2 separate regions of the Homo sapiens genome follow, and region 2 is linked to region 1. The links are chromatin contacts, found by Hi-C or POLR2A ChIA-PET in ENCODE. All regions are on one chromosome and are shown on one strand. The core of a region is the stretch at or near the end of the contact, and the rest is flanking DNA. Distances in the headings are between cores, read along the strand shown. Region 1 holds the start of LINC02685 (long intergenic non-protein coding RNA 2685). Region 2 has its middle 44 kb from the start of PRDM11.

Region 1 (4,085 bases), core at 574-3,073:
TGACACAGATCCTAACACAGAGCAGGGCATAGGCTCTTGGTGGCTCTCCTTTCTAGAAGAGACCTACAGAACGGGGTCGGGACTGGTGGTACCTAGACACATCCACTGAGTCAGCAAAAGCAAGGTGTAAGAACACCACCAGCCTTGAGGGGCCTGGGCAGAGCAACACATGTGTGGTGAGGGCAGCCAGAGATGCAGAGCATGGATGCAGGGCCTCTGACGTGGGAGGTGGCATCTGGGGTCCAGATGCAGGATTGGGAAGAAAGGGGTGAACACTTACGGGGCCATCTAATCCTCACAATGACCCTGAGAAAACAAGAGTCTCAGAGAGGGGACGTGACTTGCCCAAGGCCACGTCTCTAGAAAGGGGTGGCAATGAGGTTTGCCTCCCAGACGCCTCTGTGTTTCCTGTCTCCCTACACTGCCCATCAGCAGGATGAAGGGCCCAGCTATGAGGTCAAGCTGTAGGTTGGGAGTAACTGTTTCTTAAGAAAGTCCAGGCGGGACGCGGTGGCTCACGCCTGTAATCCCAGCACTTTTGGAGGCCGAGGCGGGCAGATCACTTGAGGTCAGGAGTTTGACACCAGCCTGGCCAACATGGTGAAACCCCATCTCTACTAAAAATACAAAATTAGCATGGTGTGGTGGTGGGCGCCTGTAATCCTAGCTACTCGGGAGGCTGAGGCAGGAGAATAGCTCGAACCTGGGAGACGGAGATTGCAGGGAGCCGAGATTGCACCACTGCACTCCAGCCTGGGTGACAAGAGTGAAACTCTGTCTCAAAAAACAAAAAACAAATGAAAAAATTAGCCAGATATAGTGGACACGCACCTGTAGTCTTAGCAACTAGGGAGGCTGAGGCAGGAGAATCACTTGAACCTGGGAGGCGGAGCTTGCAATGAGCCGAGATTGTGCAATTGCACTCCAGCCTGGGCAACAGAGCAAGACTCTGTCTCAAAAAAATAAAAGTCCAGCAAAAGAAAGGCGACAGTCCCTCCTGCAAAAGTGTCCCAACTAGGCAGGTAGTACAGTGGGGCCTCGAGCCGGGGAATGCAGAAGGGCTTGGCTGAGGACAGCAGCAGGCGGGCAGGCAGGCAGGGGTGAACCGGAGGCACGGGTGGCTGGAGGCTGCCTGGAGTCTGGCTCAGCCCTGGGGAAGGGGGTGGTCAGTGCCTCGCCAGAGCATGGAGGGAGGATACCCTGCGATCCAGAGAAGGGCATAGGGTGCTTCCCCCCACCTCTGCCAATCCCCCCAGAAGATTTTCCCCATACACAGTAAAAGGAAAGGCTCTCAAAGCAACCCACTGGGGGACTCACAGCAGGGGTGACAAGAGCGCTTTCTAGGGCAGTTGTGTGCTGTCTTCAGAGGCAGGAAGCCACTTCCTGTGGTCTCAATGGTGCCCTGTGAAAAACCAGGCCCTGGCCCAGCAGCCAAGAGGGCCGGGATAGGTTCACCCAGACCCATTGTCCTATGAGCAGATTTGTTTTTTCCAGAGCAACTCTTCACAGCTTCTCCCCTTCCCTTGGTGACAATGACAGCCAGCAATGGCTAGACAGCCTACTCCCAGCCTGGCCTGAGTCCGGTGGCCCCAGCGTGAGATCACCACAGTGAGGTCTGACCTCAGCATCGCCATGGGGATGCTCGGATGCCACGCTGCCTGTAAAGCACCTTTTTCCCCCAGGAGAGTGGGAGGGGACCATGGCTGATGCTGACTATGTATGATGTGGCCTGCTCCTGGCTGCTGGGGCTGTTTGTCCCCAAACATATGTTGTCAGATCTCAGCTGAATGGGGTGGGCCAGGGGGACTCACTCAGGACCTATGGGCTCTATTGCGTGTCTATGTGTTTGGGGTGTGGCGAGAGGTGTTTATTAGACCTCACGGGGAGCCTCATTTTCTTGCCTCCCTGGGCTCGCCTGGGCTGCTGTTCACTGTGCTCCTAATGGGCCTCGGACTGACATTCACAGCAACCTGGTCTCCATAGCAACCAGCTGTGACATCACAAGGAACCCACGGACCCTGTAGCTGGAGCAGAGGAAGCTTGAATGCCTGTTTGGGGAAGAAAGCCTTTGCTGCCCATCCTTAGGCCTCTCCTGTGATAGGGGAAGAGGACATAGAAACGCTGAGAGAGCCAGGGCCTCCGCTTCTCTGGAGGTTTGAGCGGGATCTACTCAAAATCCTTCCCTCCCTTTCTTTGTCCCCTTTCTCCTCATCCCTCAAAAAATATGTATCTTAGTTTCCTCAACTGTAAAATGGGGATATTAGAAGCCCCTCTTAATTGAGTATTTATTATGTGCCAGGCACTATTACAAGCATCTTGCATGAATTTTCTCATTTACTTCATAACAACCCTATAAAGTACTTTCTTCTTAGTATTCCCCCTTCTGTAAGTGGAAGGAAAGGAAGCACAGCAGAAGGATTGGAATCAAGACAGCCTGGCTCCAGAGCCTGTTTTCATAACTACGAGAGAATGCACCAGATTCCTTCTGAACGCCGCCTGCCGCGTGCACGGCTACAACTCTATTTCCAGCCATGCTGTGGCAAGCAGTTCCGGGCGGGCTTCAGCTCCCTTTGCACCACCAGCACCTCGCCTCCTGTCAGCATGAGGCAGTTTTCATTTTCTGCCCAGGGGCTTCCGCAGCGCCCCAACACAAGGTTGGCAGAAGCGGGCTCAGCCGGAGGACTTGTGGAGGGAAGTTGCTTCCACTGAGCCAGCCTCAATCTGGGGTGCACAGGCGCCACCAGGTGAATGCTTCTGCCAGGCCGTCATCTGACCCATAAGGTCCCTCTGTGCACTGCTTGGAAGGTCCTGGCAGGGCTGAGCCCCAGCCACCCACGGCAGTGACCTAATAATGCACCGTTATCTTGGCTCTTCTGCTCTCTCTTGTTTCCCACTCCTGTTCGTCCCTCATTTCTGGTCCCTAGAATGACTTCCAAAATAAACTCCCTGTACACAAGCCTTGGCATCGGGTTCTACTTTGGGGGGATCTTAAGCTAAGAGAGTCGCAGCCCTGAGAACGCCACTACAGGAGGGCATTCTGGAGCTGGGTCACTTGGTGATGTGCAATGAGGGCCCTGTTGTCGTGGGACGTGTGATGGTGGCCACCCTGGTATTACGGTGATTAAGACTGTCCCTGTGCTGGGCTGGGAAGAGGTACAGGTGTTGGTGGGGTGGGGGATCAGATGAAAGCACTAGCATCTAAACAATCCAGGGGCGATGGGCCTTACAGGGATGGTGAGGCTGGCTGGCGGCTAACTGCTCTGGAAGCCTTAAAGGAAGAAAACAGCAGGCTCAGGTTGATCCACTGTTAACTCAGGCCATGCAGTGAAGAACAAAATCCCCATAGTGCTGTTGTAAGACACTCTCTCCTTCTGCAGCCAAAGGGTATCCTGTACTGAATATCAGGCTCGGCATGGAATTGGGGGCAGGAGGGTCACAGGGTTGTGAAGGAGAAGGAGGGCATAGCTTGGCCAGATCTCAGCCAAAGCCAAGAACCCTGCTGGGCAGAGAGTGGGATGCTGAGACCTCAGGTGGGGATAATTGGGCAGATGATTCTGAGAATCTTGGGGGCCCAGACTCCCCTGGAACTTTGAGCACTGAACCCCCATAACTCAGCAAAGCACTCCTTGGCCAGTTGGGCCAGGCCAAGGCTGGGCTTCCTCTAGGGAAAGCTACCATGTCCCCCCATCCCCACCCCATCTCCTGCTTGGCTCAGTCCCCCACTGAGAAACCCCAGTCAGTAATGGGTATTGTCCAAGCAGAATACGAAGTCCCGCGCTTAATTCACATCCAGTGAGATTGGGATTAATTCAGTCTTGAGCAGAAATACAACTTGGGCAACTGGAGAGTAGACCTGGGCTTGGGTTCAGCTAGACCTGGGGACTCCTCCCATTCAGGGCCCAGGCAGAATGCCACCGTGTTGATTTCATGACTTGTTGGGATGCTTAAGGAAGTTCATGGATCCAAAATGCAGTATCGGTGACTGAACAGGTATTTACTGTACACCAGGCACTGTTCAATACAAGACAACAGCTGTAAAACAGCTCTTGTCTGTTTTCGAAGCACTCACATGAGGTAGTGAAGAT
Region 2 (3,625 bases), core at 208-2,707, 130 kb before region 1:
TGGTTCTGTGTCATCTGCAGCACTGAGGTTTCTGGGCAGGTTTTAGGCCACCTCCCCCCAAAACCTTTGTTCCTCTTCCCTGGGCTGTGTTTCTGCCATGAGTCACCTTGGGGCTGAGGTCCCAGGTGGGAGATGGGTCATAGCTGGGTGGGGTCTGAAGTGTCTGTGCCTCAGTTTCCTCATCTGCAAAATGGAGAGGCTCTTGCCCATCCTGTAAGGTCAGTAGGAGGACCAGAGTCTTCACTCCATGGTCTCACTCAGCTATCACAGCAACCTTGAGCAGCAGGAAGGGCACGTGTCCTCGTCCCCATTTTGCAGATGAGAAACCCGACCCCCATGGATGAGAAGCAGCTTGCCCCCTTTCATCCAGAGGATCCTGAATTCAGACCCAGATCTGCCTGTCCAGCCCTGTGCCCTGTGCTGCCCTGCTGCCTTCTTCTGCCCTTACTCCTTCTGGCCAGCTGATGCCTGCTTTCTTGAGAGAAGTTCCTCTGGTGCCTCATCACCTGGAAGAGCCAGGTCTCCTGGGAACAAGTGGACAACATTTTGGTCTTGTGCTTTGCCAGGTGCAGTGGCCCTTGAGGGCTAGCCTGTCCACACAGCTCTGTTGCCCTGGGCCCTGCTCAGCCTATCCTAGCTTGAGGGCTATGCCCAGGCGAAAAAGTCTAGGGCACGGAATTAGATCATCTAGAGCAAGTTTTCACCAAGCCTCAATCCCTCAGCTATAAAAAGTAAGTCAACTTACAGGGTCATTGCAAAATAAAGCACAGCTATATTTGAAAGTGCTGAGTGACAGCAGGGATAACCATCGCCCTCAATGCATCCTGACTTGGTGCCAGGCCCTGAGCTAAGCCCCTTTCTTACATGATTTCTCTTGGTTTTCACCGTTAAAGGTAGATTAGTGTTATTGCTTCCTTTCTTGTTGAGGTATAATTTTTATATATATAATTTATATATAATATATATGTTATATATTATATGTTTATATTATATATACTATATATAGTATTACATATAATGTATATATTATATATACAGTAAAGTACACAAACTTTGTGTACAACTCAATGACTTTTTAAAACCGTGTGACCATCAAGACAGAAGTATTTCTGACACCCTCAAAGGCCCCCTCAAGCTCCCTCTTGGTCAATACCCTGCCAAAGGTTAACACTTAAGTTTGGGTTATTTTTCCTGGTTTTACAGATGGGGAAACTGAGGCTCAGGGAGGAACTGTGAACTGCTCAAAGTCACAAAGCTGCAAAACGGTAGGGCCTAGATTTTTCTGTCTCTACCAAAGCACATGGTGATCCATATAGGCTATACAAGTTATTTCCTCTTCCTCTTTCCTCATCTCCCTCTCATCTTCCTCCTCTTCCTCCTCCAACTTTTCCTCCTTCACCAGTCCCCCCATTTGCTGTAGTTTCATATGTCTACCATCAGATGGCGCCAAAGGACCAACTGCAGAGTCCAGGTTGGGCTCCAAGGCCGGGGAGGAGGCAGGCCCGGCGGGGTGGTCAGGGTTTCTGGGCTTTGGGGAGGGATGCAGGGGAAAGCTGCTGGTGACCATCCTGAGTCCTGTCCAGTAGACATGGCAGAGGCAACTGTCCAGTGATGACCAGACAAGAGAATGAAAATGCAAGGCTAGGGCTCACGATTATATGAGCACTGGGCTGGGAGTAGAGAGACTTGGGTTCTCTGTTACTCTCATCACACTCTGAGTCAGCTTCCTGCCCACACAGTGAGTGGGCCTTCCCCCTCCAGGGTAAACAGTCCTGCCTGTCTCTCTGCATCTGCTCTTCTGTACATCAGGCCTGCTCTCCCTTCCTCGGTCGACCAGTTCACACTAATCAGCTTGGCAAGCCCAGCCCAATTGCTGCCATTCCCAGGAAGCCTTCCCTGACTGCTCTGGCATTGAACTGATTACCTTGGCTGCCCCTGTGCAATGGGCCAGGCACCACCTTCTGTGGCCAGAGGCTCGCCTGGCGTTTCCAGCATCCACCAGGGCGGCCAGCACAGGGCTGGGGGCCCAGGGTGTGTGTCACAGGTCATCTGGACCTAATGGACTGGGATGGCAGGGGGGAAGGAGGCTGTGGCACGGTGCAAGGGGGGCTGGACCTAATGGACTGGGGTGGTATGGGGGAAGGAGGCTGTGGCACGGTGTGAAGGAGGCTCCCACAGAAGACGTTATTGCTCTTCTACTCCCTTCCTGGGAGTGGCTGGATTGCAGAGGGCAGTGTTGGGGCCCCAGCTGGGGTGCTTCCCCTCATGCCGGCCCCAGGGAGTGCTGCAAGGCTGAACTTTAGTCTTTCCTCATCTGTGTCCAGCTAGCATCTCCCCGGGAAAGCCAGCTTTCCAGAAACTAAGACAGGAAGAGCCTTTGGGGATCATTAAACACACATCGGCCCAGGTCACACAGGCTTTCGGCAAAGAGCCTGTGACTCTGCTCAGCCTCCAGCTCTGAGCCCTGAACGCCTTCTTCTTCCTCCGCTCAGCCTCCAGCTCTGAGCCCTGAACGCCTTCTTCTTCCTCCGCTCAGCCTCCAGCTCTGAGCCCTGAACGCCTTCTTCTTCCTCCGCTCAGCCTCCAGCTCTGAGCCCTGAACGCCTTCTTCTTCCTCCGCTCAGCCTCCAGCTCTGAGCCCTGAACGCCTTCTTCTTCCTCCGCTCAGCCTCCAGCTCTGAGCCCTGAACGCCTTCTTCTTCCTCCGCTCAGCCTCCAGCTCTGAGCCCTGAACGCCTTCTTCTTCCTCCGCTCAGCCTCCAGCTCTGAGCCCTGAACGCCTTCTTCTTCCTCCGCTCAGCCTCCAGCTCTGAGCCCTGAACGCCTTCTTCTTCCTCCGCTCAGCCTCCAGCTCTGAGCCCTGAACGCCTTCTTCTTCCTCCGCTCAGCCTCCAGCTCTGAGCCCTGAACGCCTTCTTCTTCCTCCGCTCAGCCTCCAGCTCTGAGCCCTGAACGCCTTCTTCTTCCTCCGCTCAGCCTCCAGCTCTGAGCCCTGAACGCCTTCTTCTTCCTCCGCTCAGCCTCCAGCTCTGAGCCCTGAACGCCTTCTTCTTCCTCCGCTCAGCCTCCAGCTCTGAGCCCTGAACGCCTTCTTCTTCCTCTGCTCAGCCTCTAGCTCTGAGCCCTGAACGCCTTCTTCTTCTTCTTCTTCTTCTTCTTCTTCTTTTTTTTTTTTTTGAGACAGAGTGTTGCTCTGTCACCCAGGCTGCAGTGCAGTAGTGCAATCTCACCTCACTGCAACCTCAGCCTCCTGGGTTCAAGCAATTATCCTGCCTCAGCCTCCTGAGTGGCTGGGACTACAGGTGCAGACCACCATGCCCAGCTAATTTTTGTATTTTAAGTAGAGACAGGGTTTCACCATGTTGGCCAGGATGGTCTCGATCTCCTGACCTCGTGATCTGCCCACCTCGGCCTCCCAAAGTGTTGGGATTACAGGCGTGAGCCCATGACCGGCCAAATACCTTCTTTTGACACTTGAAGGAGACCTCCCAGGTCTGAGGACTGGGCAAGTCTCTGCTCTGCAGCCTGACAGCACCCCCTCCCTAACTGGAAGTTCTCCTTAGCTCTCTCCTCTCATGGAACAGACACACCTCTCAGCCCAGTAAGGTGACTAGGGTGCAAGAAG

Evidence for each region. A loop is a pair of places that touch in the nucleus more often than their neighbours do. ChIA-PET counts read pairs that join two places held with the same protein, here RNA polymerase II (POLR2A). Pooled maps may share reads with other maps.
Region 2: a pooled map shows a loop between it and region 1 (4-fold over the local background). The contact joins the enhancer-like site here to the promoter of LINC02685 in region 1. A Hi-C loop is called at or near these places in 1 of 168 maps with a recorded cell type or tissue (PC-3) and 6 of 50 pooled maps. POLR2A ChIA-PET finds 5 or more read pairs at or near these places in 2 of 52 experiments (MCF 10A and Panc1).

The regions. Positions count from the first base shown.
Region 1 is chr11:44,971,640-44,975,724 of GRCh38, reverse strand. It overlaps LINC02685 (long intergenic non-protein coding RNA 2685), which reads right to left and starts at 1,823. Exons shown (of 4, transcript NR_026681.1): 1 at 1,318-1,823; 2 at 832-929. It overlaps LOC105376649 (a long non-coding RNA gene), which reads left to right and starts at 1,325. Exons shown (of 2, transcript XR_931236.3): 1 at 1,325-2,153; 2 at 2,373-2,956. RefSeq lists an enhancer at 604-1,249.
Region 2 is chr11:45,101,108-45,104,732 of GRCh38, reverse strand. It overlaps a transcript of PRDM11 not described here. Among named protein-coding and RNA genes, the nearest start is that of PRDM11, 44 kb to the left of the region's middle. RefSeq lists a silencer at 1,381-1,675 and enhancers at 2,471-3,009, 3,010-3,550. Within about 2 kb of position 1,457, at least 7 of the 41 ENCODE cell types and tissues checked have a DNase peak (open chromatin) inside an H3K27ac peak, as active enhancers do.